Regions from separate parts of the Homo sapiens genome. Here region 1 is linked to region 2. A link is an interaction called in ENCODE POLR2A ChIA-PET data of the cell type or tissue named here. Cell type or tissue: OCI-LY7. All regions are shown on one strand. Each heading gives the region's core, and the rest is flanking DNA. Links, peaks and the distances in the headings are about the cores only.

Region 1 (6,541 bases), core at 837-5,836, 270 kb after region 2:
TTGTGCCCTGACTGGCGCCAGGCTGTGCATGGCACCCTCTGATGGGGCCTGTGTTGGCCCAGCGTGTACGTGCACTGCTCTCCTTACCAGAACCCTGCAGAATAGCAGCGCAGAGGGAACCAGGGCCAGGGAGGTGAGGAGACCAGCTCAAGGTCACACAGGGCACGTATAAGGCAAAATTGGGATCTAGACCCATGTGGATTCGCTGCCCACACAACTTGGCATCGGGTGGCTTCCCTGCCCTTTTTTTTTTTTTTTAATTAAGAGAGGGTCTTGCTCTGTTGCCCAGACTGGAGTGCAGTGGCAGGATCATAGCTTACTGCAGCCTTGCAAACTCCTGGGCTCAAGTGATCCTCTTGCCTCAGCCTCCCAAGTAGCTGGGCACCACCACGCCAAATTAAAAAACAAAAAATTTGGCCGGGCGCTGTGGCTCACGCCTGTAATCCCAGCACTTTGAGAGGCCCAGGTGGGCTGATCACGAGGTCAAGAGATCGAGACCATCCTGGCCAACACGGTGAAACCCCGTCTCTACTAAAAATACAAAAAATAGCTGGGCGTGGTGGCGCATGCCTGTAGTCCCAGCTACTCAGGAGGCTGAGGCAGGAGGATCGCTTGAACCCAGGAGGCGGAGGTTGCAGTCAGCCGAGATCGTGCCACTGCACTCTAGCCTGGTGACAGAGTGAGACTCCGTCTCAAAAAAAAAAACAAATTTCTAGAGACATGTTGCCCAGGCTGGAGTGCAGTGGCACGATCATAGCTCACTGCAGCCTTGAACTCCTGGGCTGAAGTGATCCACCCACCTTAGCCTCCCAAAGCACTGGGATCACAGGCATGAGTCACCGTACAAATCCAGCCATTTTTACTTCCCCTAACCAGTTCCTCTGCTAGGATGCCTGTTGCAGTGTGAAAGAAAGCGCTTGGAGACCCTGGGAGGGGAGTACTCCTCAGCTTGGGGACACTGCCTCCACTGAACCTTTCTGTGGCTGGACAGTTGGAGAAATGAGGAAGTTGAAATAAGGAAGCCACTCCCCATCCCCAAAGTAACATGCTGGAAAATGATCTGAAAGTGACACCAGCCATGTCTAGTCACAGATGTGGGGGGAGATGCGGACGGGGGCTGGTGGCGGCTGGGGGAGTAACACGCTGTAAAATGATCTGAAAGTGACACCAGCCGTGTCTAGTCAGGGATGTGGGGGGAGATGCGGATGGGGGCTGGAGGTGGCTGCGGGGGATTTAGTGAAGAAGCTGGGGCAGTGGAGAGGGAGCTGGTATCAGGAGTGGGCATGAGAGGGGAAGCGGGCAGAGAGCTACAGGGCTGGAGAGGGGGTGTTCAGGGCTGTCTTGCAGATATTATCCTCCCATTTCCCATGTGAGGAGACTGAGGTCTGGACCAGGTGTCCTGCCCTGTGGGGATCTTTATTTATTGAGGGCCTGTGCCTATTTGTTTTATTTTATTTATTTATTTTTGAGACAGTCTGGCTCTGTTGCCCGGACTGGAGTGCAATGGCACAATCTAGCCTCACTGCAACCTCTACCTCTCGGGTTCAACCAATTCTTGTGCCTCAGCCTCCCGAGTAGCTGGGATTACAGGTATCTGCCACCACGCCCGGCTAATTTTTTGGTATTTTTAGTAGAGACGGGGTTTCACCATGTTGGCCAGGGTGGTCTCGAACTCCTGACCTCTGGTGATCCACCCGCCTCGGCTTCCCAAAGTGCTGGGATTACAGGCATGAGCCACTGTGCCCAGCCGTGTGCTGATTTCTAAGGGCCTCTCTCAAGAAGCTCGTGTTGATAAAAAGGTAATTTCAGGTGCTCACTTGAGAGCTGTGAATTAAAAACAGGGAAAAGATGGCGGGTGAGGGCAGCAGGCGAGGACTGTTTTGTTTGCAGGGGGCCAGGGTAGGTCACTCTGCTGCGGTGACCTTGCGGCTGAGCCCTGAACAATGAGCAGCCGCAGCCAACATGCAGGGATCCTGCTTGGGGGCTGGAACTGGAATGTTGAATGTTTCAGGAACAGGAGGGAGGACAGAATGGGGCTTGGAGAGCTTGGTGGCACCAGTTCACCCACAGCCTCTGGGCTCTAGTGAGGAAATGAGACCCCAGCAGAGACCAGGGGGTCAGTTAATGTTCGGATCAACATCATTATGTGGTCCCTTAGCTCTGAGTGAAGGGCGGATTGGGAGGCGGGCAAGGAGGCCAGGACAACATACAGGTGACATAGGATGGCGGCATGGGCCTGGGTGCTGTGCTTAGAGCCAGAAGTGGGCAGGTCGCGAGATACTTGAGAGGCAGAGCCCACAGGACTTGCTGATGGCTTCTGTGAGGGGGATGACAGGGAAGGTGAGGAATCAAGGCAGAGTCTCAGCTTTGGGATCTGAGATTCATTCAACAAATAATTCAGTGCCGCGTGCCAGGCCTATTCTAAAAGTTGAGGATATGAAGACAACAATGGTGATGGCCTCAAGCAGTAATCCCAGCACTTTGGGATGTTGAGGCAGGAGGATCTCTTGAGGCCAGAAGTTCATGTTCAGCCTGGGCAACATAGCAAGACCTCATCTTTGCAAAATAAAATAAATTAGCTGGACGTGATGGCGCATACCTGTGGTCTCAGCTACTAGGGAGGCCGAGGCGGGAGGATCGCTTGAGCCTGGGAGGTGGAGGCTGCAGTGAGCCATGATTTCACCACTGCACTCCAGCCTGAGTGACAGAGCAAGACCCTATCTCTAAAAAAAAAAAGTAAAATTTGGGGATGCGGCCACCATGAGCAAAACAGTTCAATGATCCCTGCCCCATGAAGAGGACATTCTATACACCAGGTGAATAGTTCCATCTGAGCAATGGCCTGAAGGAGCCGGCCATGTGGACAGTGGGTTGGCAGAAGCTACAGGTGGAGGAAGCGACAGGTGCAAAGGCCCTGGGGCAAGGCCTGCTGTGGTCCAGGAATAGCAGGAGTGGCTGGAGCAGACATGGGGTCAGGGAGCTAACTGGGCCAATTACAAGGGTTTTGGTTTTCAGCAGGGAAATGGTAATGGGGGCTCTGATGAGAAATTCCAGGCTGGACATAAGAGATTTGAAAGTGCTGGCTCAATGATGGTACTGAGAGCCCAGGACAGCCTGAGATGGGACAGGCTGGGATGACAGCTGGATGTGACAGAGCAGGGGTTCCCATGCTGGAGGGCCCGCCTCAGAGAATGTGTGTTTCTGGCCAGCACAGTGGCTCACGCCTGTAATCCCAGCACTTTGGGAAGCCGAGGCAGGCGGATCACGAGGTCAGGAGATCGAGACCAGCCTGGCCAACATGGTGAAACCCTGTCTCTAATAAAAACACAAAAAAATTAGCCAGGCGTGGTGGCGAGCGCCTGTAATCCCAGCTACTCTGGAGGCTGAGGCAGGAGAATCGCTTGAACCCGGGAGGCGCAGGTTGTAGGGAGACGAAATCGCGCCACTGGCACTCCAGCCTGGGCGACAGAGGGAGGCTCCGTCTCAAAAAAAAAAAAAAAAAAAAAAAAAAGCAAGGCTCGCAAAACACCGGATTCCTTCTCAGCTTTCTGAGCTGAAAAGGTATAGATCCTCAAGAAGAGAAGAGTGTATGTAAGTACTTCTCAACCAGTTTACCTCTCTGACCGCTCTTACGGTGTTTGGGGGCAAAAAACTAAGGATCTAGACTCTCTAAACCGCTCGCTGGGTCCTTCTCTCCCCACAATGCACCGGGGCCAGCAGGAAGGCCGCTCCGACCCCTAATTTTCCCGCGAATTCAGTTCAAAGAGGCGGCCGGGCCCGCGATCGGCAGCGCGCACCGGCCAACCAAGCCGCGCCTCCGCGAGAAGCGCCTCCGCGTGACTGACGGGGGAATCCGCGGGCCAACGGGCTGGGCGGCCCGGCGGTGCGCGCTCCCGCCGGCCAATCAGAGCGCCGGGCGGGGGAAGTGGGCGGAGCGAGGCCTGGGTAGGGTGAGCGGCCTCCGAAGCGGAGCGGGGCTCTGAGGAGACACTTTTTCTTCCTCCCTCCTTCCCTCCTCTCCTCCTGCCTTCCCTTCCCCTTTCCTCCCCTCTCTCCTCCTTCTCCCCTCGGTCAGCCGGAGCCTGCTGGGGCGAGCGGTTGGTATTGCAGGCGCTTACTCTCCGGGGCCGCCCGGCGAGTAGCTGGCCGGGGAAGGAGGCAGGAACCGCGATGGCGCCTCAGAAGCACGGCGGTGGGGGAGGGGGCGGCTCGGGGCCCAGCGCGGGGTCCGGGGGAGGCGGCTTCGGGGGTTCGGCGGCGACGGCTTCGAGCGGCAAATCCGGCGGCGGGGGCTGTGGAGGCGGTGGCAGTTACTCGGCCTCCTCCTCCTCCGCGGCGTTACCGGTGAAGAAGTCGAAAATGGAGCACGTCCAGGCTGACCACGAGCTTTTCCTCCAGGCCTTTGAGAGTGAGTGCGTGCGAGGCTTTGAGGGCAGGAAGACCCACTCTGCCAACACCGGGGATGGGACACTCTGCTGGGCCCCCTTCCTCCTCGGGAGTCCACTTGTGTGGTAGTGGAGGGAGGAATTGAGGGGATGTCCCCCTTTCGGAGATTACGTCTCCAGGGGATCCGGAGTCCAGGGCCTTGGGAGAGCTGGAAAAGAGGGTCCGGGCGGGTTCTTGACTCCCCCAAGATTGACGCAAGAGGCTCGGGACTGGGGCCCCACGTTCAGAGCAGGCGGCTTTTAGATGAGGAGGTAGCAGTTGAACTGAGCCGCAGTCACATCCCGAGACTGGTTCTTGTTTTCTTTCATGCCTTTCGGACTCTAGAAATACAGGGGTTTCGGTTGTAGCTTTTGAGGGGCAAAATGAAGCCTGTGAAGGGATGAGTGCAGTGGAACCGAAGAAAGTGTCCTTAGTCTGAAATGCCTTCGCGCTAACTTGGTGCTGCAGGTTCCTATGGCACCTTTGGATGCTTAAAACCCTTCAAATCTATCCACCCATTTTGTGGATATGTAAACTGAGCCAGAGAGTGGTCAAGCATCTTCTCTGGAGACGACCCCAGAATTCTGCTTTTTCTACTCGGCTTACAGGACATTTTCTTGGGTCAATTTCTGTTTCTAAGGTCTGTCTGGTAGGTGAAACTGACTTATTTGGAAAGGAGAGCAAGGTGTCTGGAAATAAACAATAGAATTTATTAAAAACATCGTGACTATGAATAATCCTGATTGTTCTTTAAGGAATGTTATATCCTGATTGGTTTCCTTTTTTGCTTTTGTGTGTTATAATTTGGGTGATCTTTAATAGCTAAGTAATCTTACAGAAACTTGAATAAACTTGGCTCTACCGCCCAGTGTCCTTATTTACAGTTTCACTGTGGCATATATTAAGGGCATGGTATCAGCTGTGCTTAGAAAGACCGTATTATGTTGTTTAATACCCTTCCTTCATTCTCTCTCATTAGTGCTTCATGAAATTCTAATTGGAACTTAATAGAAGGAGTTTCAGTTTTTATCGAAACGAATATTGACCTTGCTTCAGAGAGATTCACATTATTCACATATTTCTTAATATACTTTGAAATATCTAGAGAGGCTTTAATTGGAAATAGGATGGAGAACTGAAGGGCAGTGGTGACAATAATGATACTTGTTTGTACCCCTTCTAAAGTATCTCATCTCCCTTTAGTTAATTTAAGATAAAACTAACCAATTGAAGATTTAGGTGGAAATTTTAAAAGTTCTTTCTGAATGTTAAGAGAAGACACATTCTCCAAGAAAGTTTTAACTATTTGCGTTCTGATGAGTCGACCTCAGGGAAGTCAAGTGTCATTAAGAGCTAGATCTGGTCATAAAACAACTTGAAGTTGTTTACTGGAAAGTTTAAATACTTGAATGTAATTATTCACAGTTATTTCTATTTGGTTTATTCTGATACTGCTGTATAATGACAACGTGATACTAATAGGTCATTAATGTAACTAATATAATAGTATATGTATTTTTCATCCACTTAAGTCCTGTATAACAAATTACATTTTAACTAATTTGAAATTTAATTCAACTCATTTTAAGCGTTAGACGGTTTTGTGAATCTGTCAATTGTGTAAAAAATGTATTGAGGTAATATTTATATTGAACAAAATAGATAAAACTTTAAATTATAATTAGGAATATTTATTGAGAATTTTTTCTGCAGTTTGTGTCCGAGATTTATTTCAACATTGACTGACTTTTGAGTGCAGTGGATCCCACCTGTAATCCTAGCTACTCTGGAGGCTGAGGCAGGAGGATCTGTTGAGCCCACGAGTTTGAGACCAGCCTGGGCAACATATCAAGACCCCTTTTCAAAAAAAGAAAAAAAAAATCTTGACTGACTTTCATCATACCTGTATTAGGAATGTCTGGATCTGTATTAGGATGTCATCATATCTGTATTAGGATGTATTAGGATTCTGTTTTGGCTGACTACAATTTTTTTTTTTTTTTTGAGACGGAGTTTTGCTCTTTGTTGCCCAGGCTGCAGTGCAATGACGCGATCTCGGCTCACGGCAACCTCCGCCTCCCAGGTTCAAGTGATTCTCCTGCCTCAGCCTCCCAGG
Region 2 (6,541 bases), core at 618-5,617:
TTATCTAGACAAAAAGTAATGAGGGCCTAGGTTATGCTAGTGGCAACGAGAGTAGAGTCAAAGGATGACATTTTAGATATTCTATAGAGGTAGAATTGACAAGATTCAGCAAATTATGGATGATAGTGAGATAGAGAAGTCAAAGACAAGAGGTTTCATTGCTATGTAAGAAAATGAGTTAATACCATTAACTGAGTTAGGAAAAAGAAGAGATTTTGGGAAAAGGTGGTAAGTTGGGTTTTTGAACCTGTCTGCACAGGCAGTTCCTGTACCTTGATAATATCAATGCCGTATTGCAGGGAGTGGATATTGTCACCAGCAGGGGTCCAGGTTGAGGGTATGAGAGAGCTGATGATCATTATCTCCATAGCTTCAAGTACAACTGTGACATTTCTGGGTTTTGAGGGAAGCTGACCCTCTTCTGCATGTACTCATTCATTCATTTCTTCAGCAAACCCGAATAAACCCCATCTACCTGGCACTACCAGGCACTGTGGGAAGCACTGAAGATAGGAAAATGAATTCGACATAGCCCCTGTCCTCAAGGGCTCTCATAGAGTTTGTGATTGATTATAATACAGAGAGGTTTATTTATATTTGTCATAAAATGCTTTACAGCTTCTTTGTTTACGTCAGCTACGTTTTCTTTTCATTTACTCCATTTGTTGTATTACAAAGCCTTATTCTTTCTTTTACTTATTAATTTTCCCACATTTGATTTTGAACTTTATATTCTAGGATTATAGTGTCACCTATGGCCATTGTCCGGAAATCACAGTATACACAAGCTGCTGTTACTTTCCTAGTGCTGCACGACTCCCTTCCTTGTGGGCAGACAATAAGAGATCTCTTCTTAGTATGTTAGTGGAGGTGAGTCTTTTCCTTTTAACTAGAGGCAAACTCCCAGGAATATGTTCAGTGAAAACCTTTATCAAAACATTGTCTTTTACCAAAAATGTATATTATTTATTTTAAATTTATATAGAAAGAAGAGTTTTGGTCATTTTATGTTTCCTAAATAGATGCCATTTATTCACATCTCTGGAATCTGCTATAATTTAGGTAATTTGACCTTGCAAGATGCTGCAAGTTCTTTAATTTGAATATCACAGAGTTACTGGAGTCAGTATACCATGGTGGGAAGGAAATCACTCAAGGCATTGGAAGATTGGGTTCTAATGCTTCAGGCTATGACAATATCAGAGTTCTCTTTTATTTCCAGCTCTGTGAGCCTGAATATTGAATGAATAGCAAACAAGGTCAGAGTCAGTGGGGAGGGAAGAGAAGAAGCAGGCCATACAGAGTTTGATACTTGTTTGTGTGTGGTTTTTGTTTTGTTTGTTTGTTTGGTTGGTTTTGGTCATGCCTCAAGCTAGTGCCTCTACCATGTCTGGCATTATGACAACATAAATTTATATTTTAAACATTTTTTCAGGTTCACAAGGGAGTTCATGGATTTGTTAAAGATAAGACTGGAAAGCCAATCTCTAAAGCAGTCATTGTACTTAATGAAGGAATAAAGGTACAAACAAAAGAGGGAGGTTATTTCCATGTACTCTTAGCGCCAGGTGTCCATAACATTATTGCCATCGCTGATGGGTACCAGCAACAACATTCACAGGTAAGAAACTCAAATTGAGTAGCATCATGTAAATTTTTATTCTTAATAATACTTCTGTTTTATTTTGAAACTCTTGTTAGAAATCTTGAAGGGAATAAAGAAATTAAAAGTGTGACTGCCTCTTGATTATGATATCTTGTTATCCTTGTACCCCTTGCTAACAAAAGGGAAAATTTTCTAGCATTTTGTATACTTTAGATGGCAATGCATCATCTCCTTAGTTTGCTATATGGGGCCTAATAATATAGCAGGGATACAGTACACCTTAAGCAGAATTTGTCATGATTCTTACACTTTCTCCTTCTAGGTCTTTGTGCATCATGATGCAGCTAGTTCTGTGGTGATAGTCTTTGACACAGATAACCGGATATTTGGTTTGCCAAGGGAGCTTGTGGTAACTGTATCAGGTAAAGACATTTTGATTTTTAGTAGTAAAAGTTAAAAACAATCTTGACATTTCAATATGAGAGTGGGTCACCTCTCTCATATTGATCCTGAAACTAATCACTTGTCTTCTAATGTCTCCTTATCTAAATGTGATTTTCCTGGACCTCTGTTCTCGCATATGTTCTCCTGGCTTGCCTTTCTCTGCCGAGACCAGCTCCATCAAGGAGACCCTAACCCAGCGGTGCTAGAGAAATTAAAGACACACACAGAAATATAGAGGTGTCAAGTGGGAAATCAGGGGTCTCATAGCCTTCAGCGCTGAGAACCTCCAACAGAGATTTACCCAGGTGTTTATTAACAGCAAGCCAGTCATTAGCATTGTTTCTATAGATATTATATTAGCTGAAAGTATCCTTTATGGGAAACGAAGGGATGGGCCAAAATAAAGGGATGGGTTGGGCTAGTTATCTGCAGCAGGAGCATGTCCTTAAGGCACAGATCACTCATGCTATTGTTTGTGGTTTAAGAACGCCTTTAAGCAGTTTTCCGCCCTGGGCGGGCCAGGTGTTCCTTGCCTTCATTCCGGTAAACCCACAACCTTCTAGTGTGGATGTCATGGCCATCATGAACATGTCACAGTGCTGCAGAGATTTTGTTTATGGCCAGTTTTGGGGCCAGTTTATGGCCATATTTTGGGGGGCCTGTTCCCAACACTTCTCTTTCTTCAGGTCTATACTCAAACGTCACCTCCACGGAGAGGCTTTCCCTGATCACCCTAGCTACCCCTGTCACTATCTCTATCCTGCTTTTTTTCATTATAGCACTTTCATAACATTATATATTTGTTCATGTATTTGTCTATATTCAATCTCTCCCACTAAAACATAAGTTCTGAGAGAGGGAGGAATCTACCTGTATCCTCCAAGCCTAGAACGATGGTTAGCACGCAGTGGGTCTTAATGAAGAGTTGTTGAATGAATGAATGATTTGCTTTATATTAAAGTCATAAGTTCCTAGGACTTTGACTTATATTAGTTCCGCTTTTTCAAGATCCAGGAAAGAGGAAATGTTTGTTTACGCTGGAACTAATTCATGTCATTGCTTGGATTACTGAAAGGTTAGGAAGGAAAAAAATGTGGTAAAATGAATACTCTGCTATACTTTATCTATTTGATACAAACAGCCTTAGTTTATTTCTAAGTGCAGCTTGGATGAGGCAGAATAACCAAGTTTTATCACAGGGTTCCTGTGGGAGAGACCCTTAGTTGAGAGAAAGTAGTATATTGGAAACATGGCCCAATCATAGATCCTGTGTGGTGTGTTTAAAGGGTTCTTAGCTTGTCTCAGATAAAGTGTAAATAACTTAGTGGTTAAAAACACAGGAGGTAGAATTCAGCCATGGTTTAAATCTGGCTCTGTCACCCATTAGCTATTGTGAACTTAGTTTTTATTACTTTTAGTTTCTAACACTTTTATTTTGATAACCTTGTACAAATTTAAAATAAACAAGGAGATTTGGATGAAATGAAAGTTTACTGGAAAGGAAAAGTATAATAGAAGTCATAAAAAGCAGGTTGCAGAACAGTAGACACAGTATAATTTCATTATGGTAAAAGAAAAAAAATACATGTACGTGCATATGCATAAAGAAAGATCTGGAGCCAGGCATGGTGGCTCACGCCTGTAATACCAGCACTTTGGGAGGCCGAGGCAGGTGGATCACTTGAAGTCAGGAGTTCTAGACTAGCCTGGGCAACATGGCAAAACCCTATCTCTAGCAAAAATAAAAAAAAATTAGCCAGGTGTGGTGGCATGCACCTGTGGTACTACTTGGGAGGCTGAGGTGGGAGGATTACACACACACACAAAAGATCTTATAACTAAAAATGATCTCTGGGTAATGGAAATGTAAATATAGGAGGTTTTTTGGTTTTGGCTTTTGTTAGTTTGCTTATCTGTATTTTTAAACTTTGTATATTGTACATATACTGCTTCTATAATAATAAAGGTTGTTCTTAAGTGCATGAAATAGAAATAAAATAAATGAGGGGTATATTATTAAAAGTTCCATTGTAAGCGGCTGCTTATTAATATCCTTAAAGTATAATATCACCCACATGATGGTTTTTGTTTGTCAGGTGCTACTATGTCGGCATTGATCCTAACAGCTTGCATTATTTGGTGCATCTGCTCAATCAAGTCTAATAGACACAAGGATGGCTTTCATCGGCTCAGGCAGCATCATGATGAGTATGAAGATGAAATTCGCATGATGTCTACCGGCTCCAAGAAGTCCCTCCTAAGCCATGAGTTCCAGGATGAAACAGACACTGAAGAGGAAACATTATATTCTAGCAAACATTGAAAAACACATTTTGCATATCTCCCAGCATAAGTACCAAGCAAAATTACAGTTCCTCTTGGGAGAACACTGCATTAAGAAGAGAGACTCTCTTGCTTCTTCAAAGAGCTTTGGGAAATTAAATTGCTAAATTTGTATTCTCTGTGAATTTCACTGGCAGTTTTGAACTTCCCTTCCTTAAAGTACTCTAAACCTTTAAAAAAAAATCTGATTTATGCAGCAGAGATGGGACAGCCACTTTTTCTTTTTAATTTAAGATGAGCTATTTGGAGCTTATGTAATAATGGCATAAAGCCAACTAGAGGATGTTGTATTTTGCACATCAGATGTTTACTAGTGGCTTTAGTATTTTTCTTTGTTTTAAATGGCCAAAAGAATCCAGAAACATTAAGGCAGGGACAGCAGTCAGAATCGACATAAAGCTTTAAAAACTCAAGGTTTTTTCAACCTACTGAGGAGTACTTTTCTCTAGTTGTTAAATAGCTGGAGTTTTTCTTATTCAGGTTTAATGGAGGTTGAATTGATTTTTAAACACATATAACAGTAGGAAATGAATAAATGGGCTTCTGCATTTGGCTTTCTACCTGTTCCAAGGCTAGATCGGAACTGGTAGACTACGCTGTAAGCAGGATTTCACTACCTCTCTTAAGGTTTAGCAAACTTCTAAATAGCCCATTTTAAGGGAGAACTTACTAACTTTATTGTGAAAGGTCTAAATGCCCACTTGAATGAAGCTGAGAGAGAGATCTAGCAAAAGCTAAAACTCATGTTGTCTATCTTTGAACTTGGTAAAAACCCACAGGTGCTGCTGCTTATATCTGTGAAGCACTAGCTTATTCTAGGAATGCCTGATTCTTTAATATTGCCTAAATCGGAACCTTTTTCTATGTTGCACACATGGTTTTCAGATGACCCAGCCATCTACAAGATCTGAATTCTACTGAAAATATCTAGAAATGTGGAAGAGACCTACTTGCACATTCTTAACCTGTATTTGAACACAAAATATCTATACTTCATGCTCCAGCCCAAGCCTATACCCTGTAATAGCATACTATTATTGAAATCGCTTGACCGGTCTTGTTCACATAGGCCTCTGGGAGTGATTTGGTTCTTTGCCCTAATGTTTCATTTGACGGTCTCTTTTTGATCAACCAATTTTTCTAAAAGTTCAGTCGAAAGCTTTTAAGTATAGCTTCCTCCCTTGAAAAAAAATGTAAACTATGACTGCTGAGTGATAAAACACTGTGGTGTGAAAGTGTCATCTTCACTGCCAATCAGGCAAAGACCGGAAAGATTTGCATTTTATTATGTCTGTCTTATCATGCAATGGAAATGATGCTTTTTGTAAGTATGCATCTTACCAATGATGTAACGGTTTAATACCTTTGAATGTTTTAATAACCAAGTTGCTGCTGAACTTATACTAAATCAGGGGACCAAAAAACTTGCTCTTATCTTCTCAAATTGTATTCTATATCCATTAATGTATCAGTTATCCCAAAGCCTTCAGGTGGAGGGGTTTACCACCTTCCTAGGTCGTTCAACCAGGTTTTGTGAGGAATGCATTCAAAGTGGCTTTATAAAAGAAGATTTTCTTTAGCAAGAATAATGAGGTCATGTCATTTGTTAATAAGTATCTGTGATAAATCCGTGGTTCAAGGTTAAGCCATTCTGGTATTCTGGTATTAGCAACTGTAAATTCTGCCACCTCATACATGGAACAGAGCTTGTGGGATGCTAATAGTTAGTGAAGTATACATGATTTAATTTCTAATAATCTTTATGTTTTCTTTAAGGATGGTGGTGTATTGCTCTTTTTCAGCTTTATTTTTAAGAGTACAGTCAGGAAACCAACAAGGGGCCTAAGAGTGGCTGCCCCTGCTTGGGACATTACAGCAAGTGAAACAAAGTTAATGTGACAAGCTTTGCTTTGTTATCATTGGTCTTCACTAGAGGATACCTTTTACATGTACTTCTCTCTTGGATCAAATATGTCTTTAACTGTACATCTCAGTGGCTGGAGGCCATGCCTTTTAAGCATGTGTAAAATTTTTAAAGAAATGAACATACACATAGTTATTTTAGTAATATTTCCTGAAAGAAAAACCAAATTCTGCTATAAGTCTTGATCTTCAATGAACTTTTAAATAATGCATTTAGCTGGAAAA

What was found. ChIA-PET counts read pairs that join two places held together with the same protein. Peaks named below come from ENCODE experiments on the same cell type or tissue, not always from the same donor. Only the 100,000 strongest peaks of a DNase experiment are listed, where the experiment ranks them.
Region 1: POLR2A ChIA-PET joins it to region 2 with 22 read pairs; 2 of 35 experiments call an interaction of 5 or more read pairs at or near these places.

The regions. Positions count from the first base shown.
Region 1 is chr17:30,727,716-30,734,256 of GRCh38, forward strand. It overlaps the pseudogene SUZ12P1. Among named protein-coding and RNA genes, the nearest start is that of CRLF3, 94 kb to the right of the region's middle. RefSeq lists an enhancer at 3,884-4,504 and a silencer at 4,202-4,271. In OCI-LY7, for the core only: no CTCF peak of the experiment used is centred there; DNase peaks (open chromatin) are centred at 1,076 and 3,742; H3K4me3 peaks cover 3,607 bases; H3K27ac peaks cover 3,956 bases.
Region 2 is chr17:30,460,442-30,466,982 of GRCh38, forward strand. CPD (carboxypeptidase D) reads left to right here. Exons shown (of 21, transcript NM_001304.5): 18 at 739-870; 19 at 1,436-1,621; 20 at 1,929-2,028; 21 at 4,147-6,541. The coding sequence ends at 4,373. Among named protein-coding and RNA genes, the nearest start is that of GOSR1, 14 kb to the right of the region's middle. In OCI-LY7, for the core only: no CTCF peak of the experiment used is centred there; no DNase peak of the experiment used is centred there.